2 separate regions of the Homo sapiens genome follow, and region 2 is linked to region 1. The links are chromatin loops, found by intact Hi-C in ENCODE. Cell type or tissue: chondrocyte. All regions are shown on one strand. Each heading gives the region's core, and the rest is flanking DNA. Links, peaks and the distances in the headings are about the cores only.

Region 1 (12,979 bases), core at 1,979-9,978:
CACTAAGCAGGGACTCTGCATTTAATGTTGCAACTCGGGGAGTTAAAAAAGGTTCTAATAGTTTATTTGCTGGTTTAGCTGAAATACGGATGAAGAGATGGCCCACTGTGAGCAAGCTGGAAATGCTTGGTCTTCCTTGGTTTAATGTAGAGGAAGGAATCCAAAGACTTAGGGAGATTGGGATGGTGGAGTGGATTAGTCACTTTAGACCTACTCAACCAAGTTGGGAGGATTCAGAAGATATACCCTTGACCAATGTCTTTCGAAACAGATTTGTGAGGGCAGCACCTGCATCTTTGAAGAGCCCTGTAATTGCTCGTCTTGGTATGTCAGATCTAACAGTGGGAACCACAGTCACTCAACTACAAAATTTAAATACAATGGAAATAATTGGATCCTGAGGTGGCAGTGGCCAAGTGACAGCACTCAACCATCAAAGGCAAGGTGGGTGTAGCTTCTGTAATGGACAGCAGAGGCAAAGCAGCAATCAGAATAGTCTGTCTCGTGTAGAGCTCTGGCATTGGCTAATTAATCACAGTGTTCCTAGAAGTGAAATTGATAGGAAGCCTACTGCATTCCTACTTGATTTGTATAAGCCGAAAACTTCTAGATCAAGTGGACAAAAGACTAATTTGAATTACAAAAAAAGAGAATCACGGCCCCTCAATCAATTTCCAGACTTGAACCAGTTTACAGACCCAGAACCCCTTGAATGAAGGGGAGGCGGGTCCTCTTGAGGAAGGACCCCACTACATTACTGACAATTTATGCAGTGAATCTTTCTCCCATCCTTCCCCAAAGAGACCTCTGGCCTTTTACCAGAGTAACTGCATTGGGGAAAGGGAAATGATCAGACATTTTGGGGACTATTGGACACTGATTCTGAGCTGAGGTTGATTCCAGGGGACCCAAAACGTCATTGTGGCCCTCCAGTTAAATAGGGGCTTAAGGAGGTCAGGTAATTAATGGAGTTTTAGCTCAGGTCTGACTTACAGTGGGTCCAGTGGGTCCCCGGACTCATCCTGTGGTCATTTTCCCAGTGCCAGAATGCAGAATTGGCAGAGACATACTTAGCAGCTGGCAGAACCCCCACACTGGCTCCCTGACTGGTAGGGTGAGGGCTTTTATGGTTGGAAAGGCCAAATGGAAGCCATGAGAGCTGCCTCTACCTAGAAAAACAGTAAATCAAAAACAATATCGTATTCCCGGAGGGATTGCAGAGATTAGTGTCACCATCAAAAACTTGAGACGCGGGGTGGTGATTCCCACCACATCCCGGTTCAACTCTCCCATTTGGCCTGTGCAGAAGACAGATGGATCTTGGTGAACGGCAGCGGATTATCGTAAGTTTAACCAAGTGGTGACTCCAATTTGCAGCTGCTGTACCAGATGTGGTTTCATTGCTTGAGCAAATTACCATATCTCTTGGTACCTGGTATGTAGCCACTGACTTGACAAATGCCTTTTTCTCCATTCCTGTTCCAAGGCCCACCAGAAGCAATTTGTCTTCAGCTGGCAAGGCCAGCAATATACCTTCACTGTCATACCTCAGGGGTGTATCAACTCTCCGGCTTTGTGTCATAATCTTATTCATGTCATAATCTTATTCGGAGAGACCTTGATCGCATTTCGCTTCTGCAAGATATCACGCTGGTCCATTAAATTGGTGACATTATGCTGATTGGATCCAGTAAGTGAGAAGTAGCAAACACACTGGACTTATTAGTGAGACATTTGCATGCCAGAGGATGGAAAATAAATCTGATAATAAAATTCAGGGACCTTCTACCTCAGTAAAATTTCTAGGGGTCCAGTGGTTTGGGGCCTGTCGAGATATTCCAAGGTGAAGGATAAGTTGCCTGCATTTGGCCCCACCTACAACCAAGAAAGAGACACAACGCCTAGTGGGCCTATTGGATTTTGGAGGCAACACATTCCTCGTTTGAGTGTTACTCCAGCACATTTATCGAGTGACCTGAAAGGCTGCCAGTTTTGAGTGGGGTCCAGAACAGGAGAAAGCTCTATGACAGGTCCAGGCTGTTGTGCAAGTTGCTCTGCCACTTGGGCCATATGACCCAGCAGATCCAATGTTGCTTGAGGTGTCAGTGGCAGATAAGGATGCTGGCTGCAGCCTTTGGCAGGCCCCCATAGGTGAATCACAGTGGCGGTCTCTAGGCTTTCGGAGCAAGGCCCTGCCATCTTCTGCAGATAACTACTCTCCTTTTGAGAGACAGCTCTTGGCCTGTTACTGGGCTTTGGTGGAAACTGAATGTTTGACTCTGGGTCATCAAGTCACCATATGACCTGAACTGCCTATCATGAACTGGGTGCTTTCTGACCCATCTAGCCATAAAGTTGGTCATGAACAGCAGCATTCCATCATCAAATGGAAGTGGTATATACGTGATCGGGCTTGAGCAGGTCCTGAAGGCACAAGTTAAGTTACATGAGGAAGTGGCTCAAATGCCCGTGGTCTCCACTCCTGCCAACTTGCCTTCTCTTCTCCAGCCTGCACCGATGGCCTCATGCAGAGTTCCCTACGATCATCTGACAGAGGAAGAGAAGACTAGGGCCTGGTTCACAGATCATTCTGCACGATATGCAGGCACCACCCGAAAGTGGACAGCTGCAGCACTACTGCCCCTTTCTAGGACATCCCTGAAGGACAGTGGCAAAGGGAAATCTTCCCAGTGGGCAGAACTTCAAGCAATGCACCTGGTTGTGCACTTTGCATGGAAGGAGAAATGACCAGATGTGCGATTACATACTGATTCATGGGCTGTGGCCAATGGTTTGGCTGGATGGTCAGGGACTTGGAAGAAGCATGATTGGAAAATTGATGACAATGAAATTTGGGGAAGAGGTATGTGGATAGACCTCTCTGAGTGGTCAAAAACTGTGAAGATATTTGTATCACATGAGAGTGCTCACCATATCACATAAAAGAGCTCAGCAGAGGAGGATTTTAATAATCAAGTGGATAGGATGATTCATTCTGTGGACACCACTCGGCCTCTTTCCCCAGCCACCCCTGTCATTGCCCAATGGACCCATGAACAAAGTGGCCATGGTGGCAGGGATGGAGGTTACACATGGGCTCAGCAACATGGACTTCCACTCACCAAGGCTGACCTGGATATGGCCACTGCTGAGTACCCAATTCGCCAGTAGCAGAGACCAACACTGAGCCCTCGATGTGGCACCATGCCTCGGGGTGATCAGCCAGCTACCTGGTGGCAGGTTGATTATACTGGACCTCTTCCATCATGGAAATGGCAGAGGTTTGTCCTCACCGGAATAGACACTTACTCTGGATATGGGTTTGCCTATCCTGCACACGATGCTTCTGCCAAGACTACCATCCGTGGGTTCACAGAATGCCTTATCCACCCTCATGGTATTCCACACAGCATTGCCTCTGACCAAAGCACTCACTTTACTGCTAAAGAGGTGTGGCAGTGGGCTCATGCTCATGGAATTCACTGGTTTTACCATGTTCCCCATCGTCGTGAAGCAGGTAGATTGATAGGATAGTGGAATGGCCTTTTGAAGTCACAATTACAATGCCAACTAGGTGACAGTACTTTGCAGGGCTGGGACAAAGTTCTACAGAAGGCCATGTATGCTCTGAATCAGGGTCCAATATTATGGCACTGTTTCTCCCATAGCCAGGATTCACGGGTCCAGGCATCCAAGGGTGGAAATGGAAGTGGCACCACTCACCATCACCCCTAGTGATCCACTAGCAAAATTTTTGCTTCCTGTTCCTGCAACATTACGTTCTGCTGGCCTAGAGGTCTTAGTTCCAGAGGGAGGAACGCCGCCACCAGGAGACAGAACAAGGATTCCATTAAACTGGAAATTAAGATTGCCACCTGGACACTTGAAGCTCCTCCTACCTTTAAGTCAACAGGCTAAGAAGGGAGTTACAGTGTTGGCTGGGGTGGCTGACCCAGACTATCAAGATGAAATCAGTCTACTACTCCAAAATGAAGATAAGTTAGAGTATGCATGGAATACAGGAGATCCATTAGGGCATCTCTCAGTATTACCATGCCCTGTGATTAAGGTCAATGGGAAACTACAACAGCCCAATCCAGGCAGGACTACAAATGACCCAGACCCTTCAGGAATGAAGGTTTGGGTCACTCCACCAGGAAAAAAAAAAAACAAGATCTGCCAAGGTGCTTGCTGAAGGCAAAGGGAATACAGAATGGGTAGTAGAAGAAGGCAGTCATCAATACCAGCTACGAGCCATGTGACCAGTTGCAGAAACGAGGACTGTAATTGTCGTGAGTATTTCCTCCTTCTTTTAAAAACATGGCCAGGTGCTGTGGCTCACGACTGTAATCCCAGCATTTTGGGAGGCCGAGGCGGGAGGATCACTTGAGGTCAGGAGCTCAAGACCAGCCTGACCCACATGGTGAAACCCCATCTCTACTTAAAATAGAAAAATTAGCTGGGTATGGTGGTGCACACCTGTAATCTCAGCTACTCAGGAGGCTGAGGCAGGATAATCACTTGAACTCGGGACGTGGAGGTTGCGGTGAGACAAAATCACACCACCACACTTCAGCCTCGGCAACAGAGGGAGACTCTGTCTTAAAAAACACACAAACAAAAAACAATCAAAAATGTTTGTGCATGTATACACTTGTACTAACAAAAATGACTTCATTTTATTTCCTTTCTCTTTTATCAAGTGACATAAGATTTATTGAATTCACATCAGCATTTAAGTATCGTTAACTTTATATAATAGTATTTGGGTTGGGGATTGGTGAGTTTCTGGTCGTATGAAGTATAGTTATGTTAGGTGTAATTATGATCTTATTATTGTCTTTATTTGAAGATTATGTATGATCTCAGGAGATGTGCATGGGTTCAAGTTGACAAGGGGTGGACTTGTGATGGTTAATACTGAGTGTCAACTTGATTGGATTGAAGGATACAAAGTATTGATCCTGGGTGTGTCTGTGAGGGTGTTGCCAAAAAAGATTCACATTTGAGTCAGTGGGCTGGGAAAGGCAGATCCATCCTTAATCTGGGTGGGCACCAACTAATCAGCTGCCAGCACGGCTACAGCATAAGCAGGCAGAAAAACGTGAAAAGAGAGACTGGCCTAGCCTCCCAGCCTACATCTTTCTCCCGTGCTGGATGCTTCCTGCCCTCAAACATTGGACTCATTTTTTCTTCATTTTTGGGACTCAGACTGCTCTCCTTGTTCCTCAGCCTGGAGATGGCCTATTGTGGGGCCTTGTGATCATGTGAGTTAATCCTTAATAAACTCCACTTTATATATATATTCCATATATATATTCCATTTTATATATATATATATATATTCCATTTTATATATATATATATATGTATATTCCATTAGTTCTGTCCCTCTAGAGAACCCTAATACAGGTCCAAACTTCTTGTGGTGGAGACAGAGACGGGTCCCAACCTCCTGCGGTGGAGACACGGACGGGTCCCAACCTCCTGGGGTGGAGACGGGGACGGGTCCCAACCTCCTGCGGTGGAGACGGGGACGGGTCCTAACCTCCTGCGGTGGAGACGGGGACGGGTCCTAACCTCCTGCGGTGGAGACGGGGACGGGTCCTAACTTCCTGTGGTGGAGACGGGGACGGGTCCTAACTTCCTGTATAGGATGAGCACAGATTCCAACTTCCTGTTACAGATTCTAACCTCCTGTGACAGGATGGAGATCGGTATTATCTTCCGCTACAGGATAGTAACAAGTTCTAATTTCTTGTCACAAGATGGGACAGGGGTCGTCTCCTGTGTACTGAACTCCTGGCCCATCATACTCTGAAGGTGGCTGCCTGAGGAAGCAGGGCCCAGGTGCGGAGCCCCAGAGGACCTGGCCCAGGTGCTCCAGGAAGCCCTGCCATCTGGGCTGTGTCTGGATTCTGAGGTCAGGAGCATCCTCTCGTCCTGGCCTTCTATCACATCTCCCTTTTGGCTTTTTAAGTTTCCATGTCTCGTGCTGGGTTACTTGGACTTGCTTGAGGCATTTATCGAGACTGGGGTCTCCTTTTACCTCCTCTTTCCAGGTTTGTCAGGACTGACAGGAGGCCTTGCATTTACTTGGCTAGTGATCATTCCAAGCTCTTAGAAAGGACTGGCCTGGGAGTCAGGGGCACTGAACGGGGGAGTCCTGCCTGGGAGGGGCCCAAAACAGAGGCAGGAAAGAAGGTGGGCACGGGTGCTGCTGGCGGTGGCCTGCCCCAGAGATGCCCAGGTCCAGGCCAAACGGGAGTGCTCCAGGCGATCTGAGAGCTCTCCCCCAGGGGGGCCTCTGAGGAGCTATGACCAAAGCGTCCGTGAACTGGGGGAGGAGCATGGGACCCATGAGCTGTGCTTCCGGGTGCAGGTGAACTGCGCTTCCGGGTGCAGGGAGCAGGCTGCAAGCAGCAGACTTTCCTTCCACTCGCTCCCTCCACTGTCTCCCATCGTCCTCCCGCTCTACTGGCTGGAAGACAGACGCCCATTGAGGATGCAGAACTTGCTGATAGCTCCGTGGTGTGTCGTAAGGGGCAAGCTTGGCTTTCAAAGTCGGCCTGTCTTACTTCAAAGCTTTTACACACACAATGTATGCACACACACAAGCACGCGCACACGCACACACACCAGCAACTTCAGGACCAGCCTGGATGGGGCTGGTCAGCAGGTGGCGCTAGAGTCGCCCTGGTGGGATTTCGGCTTCCCGCTTCTCTCAGCATGGCGGGTACTAACCAGGGATGGAATTTGTTTTGCCAGAGGGAAGCGGAGGAAAGCAATGGGAGGTGTGCGTGGTGTTCTGGTGCAGCTCCCGCCGTCATCACACACAGCGACTGGTCACTCCTCCCCTGGAGGCTCCCCCTCCGACCCCACACAGTCATTCCTCAGAGCACCCCAAAACCTTCTCTACACTAGGAGTTTCTGGGCTGGCTCCTTCTGGACAAAGAGCAGGGCCTGGGGCACCCGCTATGTGCTTTGCAAATGACTAATGCACAAAAATAAACATGTCCTTGATTTTCCTGGTAAGTCCTGGCTTCAATGATCGTACTTCGCTCTACTCAAACTTTTTAAAACACCAGAAACATAACTGTCTGGCAAACTGCCTGTCAGACTGGGAACGGCCCAAAAATCCCTTTTAGCCAGTGTGTCTAGGTCAGGGACGGGTTGTCATCACTGAATGTATTACAGAGCAGGGCATAGGCGAGCCCGCCCCGTCCCCCCCTGCCACGCAGGCCCTGGTTTCCAGACATGTCCCCTCAGCAGGCCACCCATCCTGGGCCATGTCATGCGTTAGAGGACAATGTGCTCCAACTTGCCAGTTCAACACATTTGACCCTAACACCTCAAGCTCTATGGAAATGATCCTAAGCCACCACACACCAGAGAAAAAAGGCCCTCTAGGCCCCCTCCTTCTCCTGGGAGGCACGGCAGTTCTGGCCACCCCAGGTGCTTGTGGATATCCCTGCCGGCATTTTCCTGACTTTCACACGCTCGTCGTCCGGGAGACAAGCCCCAGGAACTGGCCAAGGCAGGGGGGCCATCGACGGCTCTATCTCTGCCACCGTCCACCGTGTTACACCCTCAGGCCCACAGCTGTTCACTCGTGTCCCATCCCCGGGAAGCGGCAACCAAGGCCACCCGGCTTTGCTCCAGCTTTCTAGACCACAGGTCATCAGGCGCCGGCCCCACTGAGGGGATAAAGAGGATGTGTCCGGCCCCATGAAGGCTGTGGGACAGCTTTGCACACTTCCTCCTGCGGGCAGAAGGGAATTGTGTGGGCAGGACTGTAACAGCCTGGTCCTGTCCACAAGGCCGAGCCCTGTGGTTTGCGGCCCAGCTTCCTGGGTCATGCTCCAGTTACCAGCCCTCGGCCGCCGGGATGTTCCCCAGATGGAAGCCGTCTGAGTGGAGAGAGAGAGAAAGGCACAGCAGCGGACTCTGCAGTCCTGTCTGTCAAGGCTCCCGAAGGAGGCGCTCTTGCTGAGTTGTTAACCACAGAAGCGCCGGCCATGGGTCCCTCCTAAATATGGCTCTTTTAGATTTTAAAAATTGCTTTCTGAAGCTTAGATGAAAAAACGTGTTAAGCAGCTTCGATTTTTGATGAGCAGGAAAAGGGGCTGTAAAATACAAAACTCCAGTCTGAGGGGTTAGCAGTGCTGAGAGGGGGTGGCCCCTCCTCACTATCAGTCCCGGGAGTCCAAGGGCTGGAACAAGCCAGGCGCCCAGCAGCTCAATCCCTTACTGCACAGCACACAGGGCCCAGGTTTCAGGCTGAACTCCCCATTTCACCGCACATGTGTCCATACTCCCGCCGCTTCTGCCTAATTCGCTCCCCCTTCCACCTCCATGCAGGCATGGCCCACTCCAGACAGCCCCCTGCCCACCCTCACGCCCAGCCAGGTGGGGTCCCCTCCTCCCTCCTAGCACACACGCCGAAGGCGGAGCCTGTGCGGGGACAAAGCCCTCTGTGGGCTGTCTACCCAGGTGCCTGCACGCAGTAGGTCCAGGAAGAAACGACTTTCTCCAGCACTGAGGGGTGGCAGAGGCTTCCACAGCCAACATGAGGGGTGGAGCTGGGTTCCCCTGATTTCAGCCATGACCTCAGCACACATGGCCAACCCGCCCACCCTCAGGCTTAGGAGGCGCCAGGGCCCCTGTGCAGGGCAGCCTCCCCCTCTTCGAAAGGTGGTTTCACGACTGTGCGCAAGTTAGAAATCGAGGTCACAACCACAGCCAGCCTCCTGGAATCCTCAAGCCCAGGCGCTGACAAAGGCTGGGGAGAGAGTGAACTTACAATGACAGACGGCTGCACAGCCTGCAGCCAAGGCCATCGAACTTTCTTAATGGCTCAGAGAAGCAGTGTCACTGCCTGGGGCAGGCTGTTGCATAACCATGAGCTCTTCGGGATGCTACAGACTTGCAAACCCAGTTTTGGGGCAGCTTTTTCCTAACCCAAGCTCAGGAAGGAAACAAGATGTTGGGTTTTCAAGCAGACAGAAATCCGTGCTGGGAAACAGGGAAATGGCTGGGCCAGCCAATGAGAATCGCAAAGCCAGGAAGAATATGGAGGGCTGCCAGGGACAACGGGGCTGCTCGGGTACCCAGAAGCCTTGCTATGCCACAAGCCAGGGCAGCTGCCCCTAGGGTCAAGAGGTGGACACTACCACTGACCCTCAGGTCGCGGGGGCAGCTGGCCAAGAGCCCAAGGCAGGCTGAAGGTCAAGGGGCCAAGGCCTCGGAAACAGCTGGCTGCCTGCATCGTGCACTCAGAGTGCTGGGAGAGGTCACAAGTCCACAGTCCTGAGATCGGTCCCAGCATGGAGCTTTTCCTGAAGCAACTGACTGTGGCACTAAATGAGACTTTCTGAATACAATTAGGGGCAAGGGGGATAGGAAGTGGGAACCGTGGTCTCAAGTGGGCGCCGTGATGGCCTAGGAGTGAGTGAGCTTACAAAGACATAGGGGCACGCAGCCCCACGTTTAGGATCTGGAATCTTTGATGCCGTTCCCACACGGTCACCAGGCTGGACGAATTCTGGCTTTCAGGTGGGCACCTAACAACAACGTCCAACAGGTCACATCGGCTCCCTGGCTTTGGGCTGACATGGAGACATTGCTACCTATGCATCTCAGTCAGAGCACGTTCTGACATCTGCATGTTACAGATGAGGAAACTGAGGCCCAGAGAGCTTGCCCAAGGCTTCCACCCTAGGAAAAAAGAGGGCTGTGGTTTCTCCTGGTTCTGTGCACAGCCTTGGCCTGAAAACATGACTATAGACCCCAGACTCATTTGCAGTTACCCCCTTGACTTTCCGAGACCAGTGTCACTAGCATTTAGGGGCTTGAGGGCCAGGGATCAGGTGATCTTTGAGTGCCCTGAGTCCCTCATGGGAGGACACCGAGGTCACAGCCTGATAACCCACCCACCCGGGAACTGGGTCACCAGGAAGGCCAACACAGACAGACGACGATGGCATGGTCCAAGGGACTTACGTGGCTGCGGAGCGGCGGTAGTTCTCAGGGCACTCGAAGGCCAGGCAGCGGAAGCCGCCCTGGATGTTGAAGCAGGTCTCGTTGATGGAGCAGTTGTGGATGCCAGTCACACACTCATCAATGTCTGCAAGAGACCCCACAGCAGCACAGTGAAGGCAGAGGCTGCAGGAGCCATACCCATCTGGAGACGGAGGAGCCCAGGCCTCCCATCAACTAGGGTTAGGGGTGGCGATCAGGCCATCCCTGCCCTCCACTGGCTGATCTTCAGAGCAGCGTCCTGTGCCAGTTCTTACATTTATAGGGTATTTACATTTATAGAGTGTTAACTTATCATTCGCAATCCCTGGAGGGAGCGTGACGATGGTAAAAGTAAACACTACATGATGGGTCCTGGGAGTACCTCGCAAGGATAAGTCACTGAATCCTCCTAAGAACTCAATGAGGCAGATACTGTTATGATCCTCATTTTATGAGGAGCTCACAGAGCTTAAGAGACCTGCCTGAGGTCACACATTTTATAAATGTCAGAGCTGAGCTTTGAACCCGGGCAGGCTGGCATCAGAGTCCATACACTAACTAACCAGAGCCTCTCTGTGGCTCCCGAGGCTCAGCACCCTTACCCTAGGTGTGACTCAACCTCTTAGGAGAAAAGGGCAGGAGCTGCTAGCTCCACACAACAATGAGAAAAACAGCCTTCGAGGGATCATACGTCTTGCCTGTGTGTTGGGGTTGGTGGCTGTTCAGGGTGGACTGGAACCACCAGGTCTGGGACTCCTGGGATGGGGCCTGGGGCACCACACTGAGAGGCCCCTGGAGATGGGGGAGCAGCCCAACTCCCATAGACTCTGGAGCAGCCAAACAGTGGGGCTCAGGGGCTGTCACCAACCCTGGGAGACATCCATTAAGAGGTGCCAAATGCCTGAGCATCGGTGGCAAAAACAACACTCCCCAGCCTCAAAGGCCCGGCTCAGGAATGTGTTTATGCTGAGTCTGGGCGGGACCCCAGGCTGTGGTGAGGGAGCCTGGCCAGGAGAAAAGTCATTTGCTCCGTCAGAAATGCAGACACAACCAGCCTTCCATCCAGAGCCCAGGGCAAGCGGAGGGGGCCTCCCAGGAAACACCGCAGCTCCTGCCTGCCTTTCATCAAAGTCACCTTCCTCATGACCAGAAGCTACATCTGTGGGACCCAGGGGGCTTCCAGAGCCCCAGGATCCACAGTCCTGTGTGGGGCTCCCGAGGAACTGGCTGGACAGCCCCACCTCCATGACTCAGCTTCTGGGCGCAGTGTGTACACTGAGGATCACGCGCTCACAAACATCTACTCAGCACCCGCTGTCAGTGATTGAATGGATGGTTATCAGATGGCTCTGGGGGACACACACTGCCCCCTAGAGCATTCGTAGAAAAGGGGGCTGAATGCAGAACCAATGCCATTGGCCACCATTACTTAGCCGATGCTGGAGCTGACCCATAGCCATGAGTATCCCTGGGCCATCCCACACCAGGCCACGCCATCCCCTGGCCTGGACTGCTTCCTCCCTGGCGGGCATCTTCCTAAAGGCCTCTGTTCCAGCCTTTACGGGGCTGCTGAGGGGAGGGGAGGAGGGCTGAAGTGTTCCTGCCGGATGCAGCCGCCACAGGCTCAGACAATCCAGAGGACAAGTGTGCTGGGGCCTGGGTGTAGGAGACCAGGGTGCTGCAGACCCCAGGACACCCCTTGGATGGGGTGGGCCTCCTTTTCCTGAATGCATTCCATCTGTGCTGTGGCCCTTGGGTTGGGGAAGCACAGCCCCCGAGCCCAGCCTCAGCCCCACGACATTGCAGGGCCCCAAGCAGAGCGTGAGGGACCCCAGGGCATCCCTCCTGCTCACCTTGGCAGTTGCGGCCATTGGGGGCCAGCCTGTAGCCAGACGAGGGGCAGCTGCACTGGAAGCTTCCAGGGATGTTGATGCAGCGGTAGGAGCAGATGTGGCCCCCGGTGGGCAGGGCGCACTCGTCGATGTCTGCAACGGCAAAGCCCACCTCAGCCTCAGTGTCCTGGCACCTGGCCATGGCTGCTGGCCATGCTACATCGCCCTGGGGGCTGCACTGGGGCCCGGGAGGGCAGCAGCACAGGACAAGCTGAACACAGGAAGCCTCAGAGACCATCGTGCTCAGAGAGGCGATGGGACTAGCCTAGGGTCACACAGCAAGTTCATGGTGTGAAGTATGCATGTGGCGGGCAGGGGGAAATATGGACCACAGTTCAATAATAAGAAACACACCTCAGCTGGGTGCACTGGCTCATGCCTGGAATCCCAGGCATGGGAGGCTGAGGCAGGAGGGTTACTTGAGCCCAGGAGTTCGAGACCAGCCTCGGCAACAAAGTGAGACCCTGTGTCTACAAAAAATCAAAAAAGTTAGTCAGGCATACTGGTGCATGCCTGTGGGCCCAGCTACTCAAGGAGGCAGAGGTGGGAGAATTGCTAGATCCCAGGAGATGGAGGCTGCAGTGAGCCGTGTTTGTACCACTGCCCTCCAACCTGGGTGACAGAGCTGTCTCTGTCTCAAAAACAAACAAGCAAACAAAATACACACACACCTTACATGAAAATGGTAATCATCGTAATTGCCCTTAATTGCCTGTAATTGCTGTCATCTAGTTTAATCCTCCAATGATCTGGTGAGGCTGAAGTTAATCATCATGTTACAGATGAAGAGTTAGAGCTCTGAGTCAGGGATATAGGTGGTCCCTGAGCCCCCTCCTTACCTCTCAGCCATGCACCACCACCAAGACCTGAGATATGCGGCCCAAGGTCCCAGTGCATGTTGTAATTACCGCCGTGCACATTTATTAAAGAACAAGTCAGGAGTGGTTTGCTGCCTTCCCACCCTCACGCTTAAGGATGGGAAAAGTATATTAGAATTTCAGTTGGGGGCCAGGCACGGTGGCTCATGCCTGTAATCCCAGCAATTTGGGAGGCTGAAGCAAGAGGAT
Region 2 (8,000 bases), core at 1-8,000, 580 kb after region 1:
TGACCTCAAATGATCCCCCTGCCTCAGCCTCCCAAAGTGCTAGGATTACAGAAGTGAAATGGTTACTTTTATATTATGTCAATGGTTTTACCTCAATGAACAAAAACAAGCAAGACAACAAGACATTTTGAAAGCCCAAACACCATAAACTGGGCACAGCTTAAAGTGTCTGAGCACACACAGCCGGTAAATGGAGATAGTCATGGACACCAAGTCTCCCTCTGAGCAGGGAAGGAGCTGGAGGAGCCAAGAGGGGAGAGGCACAGCTGCCACGGCGCTGGGCACGTCACAGGCCAGAGTTGGAGAAGGCTGGGGAGGACACTGGGCAGACATGAGACAACCTTTCCTTTCTGCCACTGGCTGCCCTCCAGGGGCTGCAGGAAGGGGTCAGGGTCTGCCTTCCTATGGCTGGGAGGGGGCTGGCAGTCCTGCAGCCCCGCCTGTCCTTAAGACTGCCTCCTGAGTGCCCTTGCACGACCTCGGGTGCCTGTCAGAGACCACGACAGCCTCTGGAGTGTTGGCTGCTCTTTCCCTGGTGTCACACGTGAACTTGGCCTTGGCCACTGTGTTCATCAGGCCGCCAATACCAAAGGACCAGGGCTGCTCAGAGAGGCAGCCCCCAGATGGCACCTCCTCCCTGTACCCCACTGCCCCCAAGCCAGCAGGAGGATCCTCCACACTCTAGATCTCTGCCAAGCACTGTGGGTGCAGGAGAGAATGAACCAGATGTGGTCTACCCTTAGGGGGCTGCAGCTGGAGCTGCCTGAGCCACGTGGCAGCGAGGTCTAGGGGTGCTGGAAAGGGACAAAGCTGGAAGAAATGTTTTCTGAGCCCAAAGTGCAGTTTCATTGCAGGGGGTGGTTGTTACTGGGGGTGAGGCTGTGAACTGGGAAGATGCCCTGTCCTGCGTTTTCTCCCCGGGGCCAGTGGGCCTGCCTCACCTGGGATCTCCAGATGCAGCAGCTGCACGCAGAGTCTACACAGCAGTGGCCACCTGGTTCCCCTGTGGACACATCCTTTGTTCCTCAGAATGAAACCATCTTGTCAACAGCCTTCGCCTATGGGAGCCAGGAGATTGGTTAGCTCCTACGGGAGCCAGGAGATTGGGCAGGTGTAGTAGAAGAGGAAAAAAGGGCGGTCATTCTACAATTGGGAGGATGCCTTACCCGAATCAGAGAAATGCTGATGAAAACCACAGGGAGGCTGGGCGTGGTGGCTCACGCCTGTAATCCCAGCACTTTGGGAGACCGAGGCGGGTGGATCACTTGAGGTCAGGAGTTTGAGACCAGCCTGACCAACATGGAGAAACCCTGTCTCTATGAAAATACAAAAATTAGCCAGGTGTGGTGGCGCATGCTTATAGTCCCAGCTACTTAGGAGGTTGAAGCAGGAGAATCGCTTGAACCCGGGAAGCGGAGGTGGCAGTGAGCCTAGATCGCGCCACTGCACTCCAGCCTGGGCATCGCAGGGAGTCTCCATCTCAAAAAACAAACAAAACAAACAAAAACAAAATCACAGGGAGAGTCCTTTTTGTTTCTTCCAGACGAATACCAACACTGAAGGAGAATGATGACGGTGTTGGGGGCTCCTGGGTGTGAGGAGTGCTGCTGGGTGGGAAGTGGGAGAATTTGGAAAACAATTCGGAAACATCTAGTAAAGATGAGGGGAGATGTACATCTCCTGCAAACCGGAGATCCCACTTGTAGGTATTTCCCATAGAGAAATTATTACACACGTGTCCTGGGAGGCCTGAAAATCCTAGCAGCCAAAATGAAATACAACAGAATGTGGCCACCACTGATGGATAATGGATAAATATGCACATGTATGCACTGTGTCTACAGCAAGGAAAAGGAATGAGTGAGGCCACGTGCAACAACCTTGACTCTTGGGAGCTTGGAGTTGAAGTTTTCTTCAAAAAGTTGCAGAAGAAAACTTCATATGATTTCATTTAATTAAAGTTCAAAACATGCAGGCCAGGTGCAGTGGCTCACACCTGTAATCACACACTTTGGGAGGCCATGGTGGGAGGATTACTTGAGGCCAGGAGTTCGAGATCAGCCTGGGCAACATGGTAAAACTCCATCTCTACAAAAAAAAAAAAAAATGAAAAATGAGCTGGGTGTGGTGGCATGCACCTGTAGCCCCAGCTACTCTAGAGGCTGAGGTGAGAAGATCGCCTGAGCCCAGGAGGTTGAGGCTGCAGTGAGCCATGATTATGCCACTGCACTCCAGCCTGGGTGACAGAGCAAGATCCCATCCCAAAAAACAAGCGATATCCTTTTTTTTTTTTTTGAGACACAGTCTCGCTCTGTCACCCAGGTTGGAGTGTAGAGGTATGATCGCATCTCACTGCAACCTCCGCCTCTCAGGTTCAAGTGATTCTCCTGCCTCAGCCTCCCAAGTAGCTGGGCTTACAGGCGCACACAACCACACCTGGCTAATTTTTGTATTTTTAGTAAAGATGGGGTTTCACCATGTTGGCCAGGCTGGTCTCAAACTCCTGACCTCTGGTGATCTGCCCACCTCGGCCTCCCAAAGTGCTGGGATTACAGGTGTGAGCCACCACCGTGCCTGGCCTGATACACTTTTTGATATACATATGTGGTAAACTATTAAAAAAAAAGTCTGGGAATGAAAAATACAAAATAGTAGTAGTTACCTGTAGCGAGTGGAGGATTTCAAAGTGAATATTTATTTTATTTTTTCCTTTCTTCGTTTTTTTCTTTCTTTTCTTTTTGAGACAGGGTGTCATTCTGTCATCCAGGCTGGAGTGCAGTGACATGATCACAGCTCACTGCAGCCTCACCCTCTCGGGCCCAGGTCAGCCTCCCTAGTATTAATAGCAGGGACTACAGGAGTGTGCCACCTTTTTTGCATCTTTTGTAGACACAGGGTTTTGCCATGTTGCCCAGGCTGGTCTTGAACTGCTGGGCTCAAGCGGTCCTCACACCTGGGCCTCCTAAAGTGCTGGGACTGCATTGTGAGCCCCCGCCCGGCCCTGGCCACTTTCTTAACCCGAGTGCTATGTACATGGATGCTTCTGGTATTATTCTTCAAATGTTACACGTTTTAGAACCTTTAATCTCTCTTCAGTACTTAATAAAACATCTGTATGTTTTTAAATGGGCCTGTAGGTGTGGGGCTTCCTGCCTCAAATGTGAAATTCTGTGCTTTAGTACAGGCAGATGGGTCTGGGCTGTCCTTGGACATACAAGGACCTCCAGGGACAGGACACTTCCAGCTCCCCAGAGGCTGCAACTTGTATAACTTGCAGAAACAAGACGGAACAGTCAAAAGTGCATGAAACCAACTGTGTAAATTGTGAAATGTGAATTGTAATTTTGCTTTTTTCCTTCTAAAATGGCATGAAGTCCACATTTTAAAAGTTTGGATAGGGAAAGATTGGTCAATGGGTACAAAGTTACAGTTAGGTGGGAGGAATAGTTCTGGTGTTCCATTGCACAGCAGGGTGACTGTTGTGCTAACAATATGGTATTATGTATCTTAAGACAGTGTGAAGAGAGGATTTTGAGTGTTCTCACCACAAAGAAATAATAAATGTATGAGGCGATGGATATGCTAAATACCTTGATTTGATGATTACACAATATGTACATGCATCAAAATATCCTACTGTACCCCATGAATATGTAGTTATGTGTCAATTAAAAACAAAATGTTTTCTTGAGACAGGGTCTTGCTCTGTCGCCCAGGCTAGAGTGCAGTGGCGCAATCATGACCCACTGCAGCCTCAGCCTCCTGGGCTCGGGTGATCCTCCCACCTCAGCCTCCTGAGTAGCTGGGACTACAGGTGTGCACCACCATGCCAGGCCAAATTTTTTGAATTTTTTTGTAGAGATGAGGTTTCGCCATGTTGCCCAGGCTGGTCTCGAACTCTTGAACTCAAGCAATCCGTCTGCCTTGGCCTCCCAAAATGCTGGGAATTACAGGCGTGAGCCACTGTGCCCAACCCAAAATTTTTAAAATAGGTTTTCTTTTTAACCAAGGTAAATTCTGGAAATGAAGCAAAACTGACCAGCGCCCTCTCCTGGGCGAGTTGGAAGTGGAGCCCTGGGTGGGAGGACCCGCTGGCCCCAAGAGCCCTGCTGGTTCAGCACCACGGACAGCACTCAGGGCAGCCTCTTTACTGGGCGTGGCCGTGGGCTTCCCTCGCTGATTTGGCCGCAGCTTTGGGGAGGAAGGTGGCAGGAGCCTGGGTTCCCTCCTGCCTTCCTCGTAGGCTGAGATGAGCTGGAAGAAGCTCATGCCACAGTGCGCAGCATAGCTCGGTGTTCTGTAAATGCTTAGAAAACCCTCTCTGCTGTCAGGGCAGGAGGGCGCCCAGTGATGAGACCTGCTTGCGACTCATGAGGGGACTCCATGTGCAGTACCGATGTCACCAGGCCTAGAGGGACGCCTGCTCTCCATACACTTTCTAGGCTGGCTGGAGGGAGGGGAGGGACAGGGGCCTCTTATGGCTCTGTGAGACACCCACCCAAAGGCGCTTCCTGCTCCGGAAGGAACAGTGTCACGGTGGCCAGAGGGGGAGTCCAAGGCCAGGCAGGTGCTGGTCACTCCTTGGGCTCATCCCAGGCGTGGGGCTGGCTGAGGGAGCTGAAGTGTCTCAGCCAGGAGCTTGGACCCTTGATTCTGCTTCCCTGGAGAAAAGGTGGGTTTGATGGAGAAGGGGTGAGAGGAGGATGGTGATGGGGGCTTCAGGAAGATTCTCTGCTCTCTTCCCTCAGCCAAGGGTGCAGATTGGGGAGCAGGTGGAGAGAGAGGAGAAGGTGGGGTCAGCGTCCAGGACAGGCTGTGGCTCCATGCTGGAGGAGAGACAGAGACCGACAGGAGGATGTCTGAGGATTCTTTCAGCTTTGAATTGTAGGATGTTTGTTTCTCATCACAACACCCATGTGTTAATTCACATTTCATTTTGATCTGCTTGTTCAATGATTGGGTACTGAGTGGTATTAATATGATCAGAATTTTCAATAACAGAGAATATTACGCTATTCATTGAAACAAATTGGTTGGCATCTATATCTCCATATACCACCCTGGTCTTATTAGATCTAAATCATATTCACGCTCAGCGCTCTGATTTGAACTGTAAACCCAGCATGGGAGGCGGGATACCTGCTGTTTGAAGAGCTCTCTTTCTCCTCCAATTTCTGGTCTGATTGGACACACACTGTATAGCACCAGGCTGCATCTATGAGCAGGTCAGGTGGTGACGAGGGCCCGGAAGTGACCCGCTGTGGTCACAGTGGATTTGCCTAGTGTTAAAACTCAATGTAAGCTGCACGGATGTAGGACTTTGTGCAGGGTGGTACCAACACATGTGGGTATGTCGGCTGTTTGGGTGAAAATGTAAGCATGTGTCATGTCAGGGTGTGTTTGTGCAGACCTCTGTGTCCTTAAGCATATGCATTTTTTTTTTTTTTTTTAAGACAGGGTCTCTGTCGCCCAGGCTGGAGTGCAGTGGTGCGATCATGGCTCACTGCAGTCTCAACCTCCTGGCCTCAAGTGACCCTCCTGCCTCAGCCTCCCGAGTAGCTGGGACTACAGGCATCCGCCACCATGCCCAGCTGATTTTTATATTTTAGTAGAGACAGGGTTTCGCCATGTTGGTCAGGCTGGTCTCGAACTCCTGGCCCTCAAGTGATCCACCTGCCTCGGCCTCCCAAAGTGTTGGGATTACAGACGTGAGCCACCGCACCTGGCCGCATATGCACGTTTACAGCATCACACACAAACACTCCAGGCAGAGAATGGAACTGATAGTCACGCCTGTCTGCTGTGGCCTCAGCCCAAAGCTTTTAGTACTTCTGAGCAAGGAGGAGTGTCAGCCTGGCCAGGGTGTCTCACTGGTGTCCAAAAACTACGCCCCTAGTGTTGTTTCTGCTAATTCTGCCTACATTGTCCTTACCTGCCTCCTCTTCTGGCTTATTCCTGCTAATTTGTTAAGAATTGACTTGGCACCACCTCCTCCAAGAAGTCTTCCCTGACTTCCCAGTGCTGGGCTAGGTCTTGTTCAGCTAGTTGCATAGCTTCTGGGGACAAGAGCCACACTTTCCTCTCCCATGGCGACCCCACCCTTACACTGTCTTGAGAAAGCTGGGAATACAGTGGGTACTCTGTATATGTTAGTTGTGTTTCAGAATGGTTCCTTTTCCCCTCACCCCAGTCAAGCACAGTGGGATTTTTCTCCAGTATTCACTTGGAGACCCTGGTGGGGTTTCTGAAGGTAAGCCTTATAAAAGTGTGCCCCCCACCCCACGCTGAGCCCCTAGGTTTTAAGTCTTGAGGTAGCCCCCACTCAGCTTGAGCAGTTCGCTGAAGTTGCCTTTTTGTTCCTCCCAGTTCCTGGCTCCAGCAGCCTGTCCTCACTGTGAGCTGTGGTTCTCTGTCTCCGCCTGTCTCTTTAGTTTTAGGGTTGGCTGTTTGTCCTGTAACCTCAATTTTCTGAGGATTCTAAGAAAAGTCACTGATTTTCAGTTTGCTTAACTTTTTTCTGGTTTCAGGGGTGGGAGCTGACATCTGCCAATCTGGAAGTTGATGTGCATAGGTTGAGTGCACTTGAATCTTCTCTTTGCTTCTTTGGCGGACCCAGGGTCCAGGGACAGGGAGGGGACAGGGTGGAGACCAGCAGACCCCGTTTTCTCTGACTGGGGCCTGAGGACCTGAAGGGAATGCAGCCCCTCGGGGACTTCTGTATTAAACACAGACACACAGACTCCACCGGGCTGTGATGACTGGGGGTGGGGAGTCAGTCATAGTGTTTGCACTTAATTCTGACAACAAAGCTGAGGGTCATCAGAGCCCGGAGTGGGAGTTTGTTAAAGTGACAGTCACCTGGTGTCATTCTCACAGCTGAGGACCTCCTGCATGGCGGGGAGGGTGTGCCTCCTCATCTCTGAGCGCCCTGCCTGCCAACCTCCCTCCCCCGCCCCTACTTCCTTGGCCTACTTGGGCCTTGGCACCAGGCCTGTGCCAGGGCCCAAGTTGTCTGGCAGCAAAGACACAGTCCCTGTCTGTAGGGGGACGGACACACAGCTCCTTTGCACACAGCTTTGGGACAGGGAGAGGGGCAGAATCCTATTTGTCCTAGGAGAAGCTCAGCTCCACCTGGGTGGGACATGCAGCAGGTGCTCAGTGTTTGTTGACTGACTGAGTGAGGGCTTTCAAGGACCCACACGATGTCCGCTTCTGCCCAGAGCACCCTGAGCCGACGTACATGAGGAGTTTCCACTGAGGAGCCATGTCAGGGCGTGCAGTGTGGGCCTGGAGAGCCAGCACCGGCTTCCTGGTTCCACTGAGCAGCCGCGTCCGCCAACACTCGGTTTCCGGCTTCCTCATTGCACTGAGCAGCCGCGTCTGCCAACACTCGGTTTTCGGCTTCCTCGTTCCACTGAGCAGCAGCGTCCGCCAACACTTGGTTTCAAGCTTCTTTGGCTTTTCAGGTTTTTTCCCCTCTTAACAAAATGATGAAAATGCACAACAGGCCGAAATGCCCAAATCCGTCACTCATGATACATTTTACCAAAGTCAAAAGAAAAAAGAAACGTCCTCCTTAATCACCTTTCATATTTTCATTAGCAACATCAAAGCGATCAGGTCTGGGAAAGCCCATCTGAGTCATGTCTCTGGTAAGAAGTTGATGAAGAATACAAAGGAACTTGAATTTCAAAGCCAAGCCTTTATCTCTCATTCATGTTTTCTACTGTGAGGGCTCCCCCAAGACCCAGCCCTGTCATTCATTAGGGGAGGGCCTGCAGGTCTGAGCAGACACAGTGTTGCCCACCCTAAAGCATTCAGTGCAGCCGGTATGGGTGACCCTGTCCTGAGCCCACTGGAACCCTCATCTCTCCCCCCAACTGCAACCCAGGGATAGGAGTTGCTTAACCTCCCTGAGCCTGTTTTCTTATGTGTTTATTAGCAGCTGTGGGGCGCCTGCTTCATGCCTTACTTTGTGCTGGACCAGGTGGTATGCAAGG

Evidence for each region. A loop is a pair of places that touch in the nucleus more often than their neighbours do. Peaks named below come from ENCODE experiments on the same cell type or tissue, not always from the same donor. Only the 100,000 strongest peaks of a DNase experiment are listed, where the experiment ranks them.
Region 2: a loop joins it to region 1, with 3 times the contacts of the local background. A loop is called at or near these places in 2 of 110 quality-filtered maps.

The regions. Positions count from the first base shown.
Region 1 is chr22:45,547,639-45,560,617 of GRCh38, reverse strand. It overlaps FBLN1 (fibulin 1), which reads right to left. Exons shown (of 17, transcript NM_006486.3): 13 at 11,874-12,005; 14 at 10,003-10,126. Among named protein-coding and RNA genes, the nearest start is that of FBLN1, 51 kb to the right of the region's middle. RefSeq lists enhancers at 6,662-6,771, 11,460-12,247. In chondrocyte, for the core only: CTCF peaks have their summits at 6,391, 6,665 (motif pointing right), 7,776 and 7,982; DNase peaks (open chromatin) are centred at 7,767, 7,897, 8,527, 9,147 and 3 weaker places.
Region 2 is chr22:44,971,860-44,979,859 of GRCh38, reverse strand. All of the region lies in intron 2 of PHF21B (PHD finger protein 21B), which reads left to right. Among named protein-coding and RNA genes, the nearest start is that of PHF21B, 34 kb to the left of the region's middle. RefSeq lists an enhancer at 1-511 and silencers at 4,038-4,207, 3,937-4,231. In chondrocyte, for the core only: CTCF peaks have their summits at 3,829 and 4,030 (motif pointing left); a DNase peak (open chromatin) is centred at 4,121.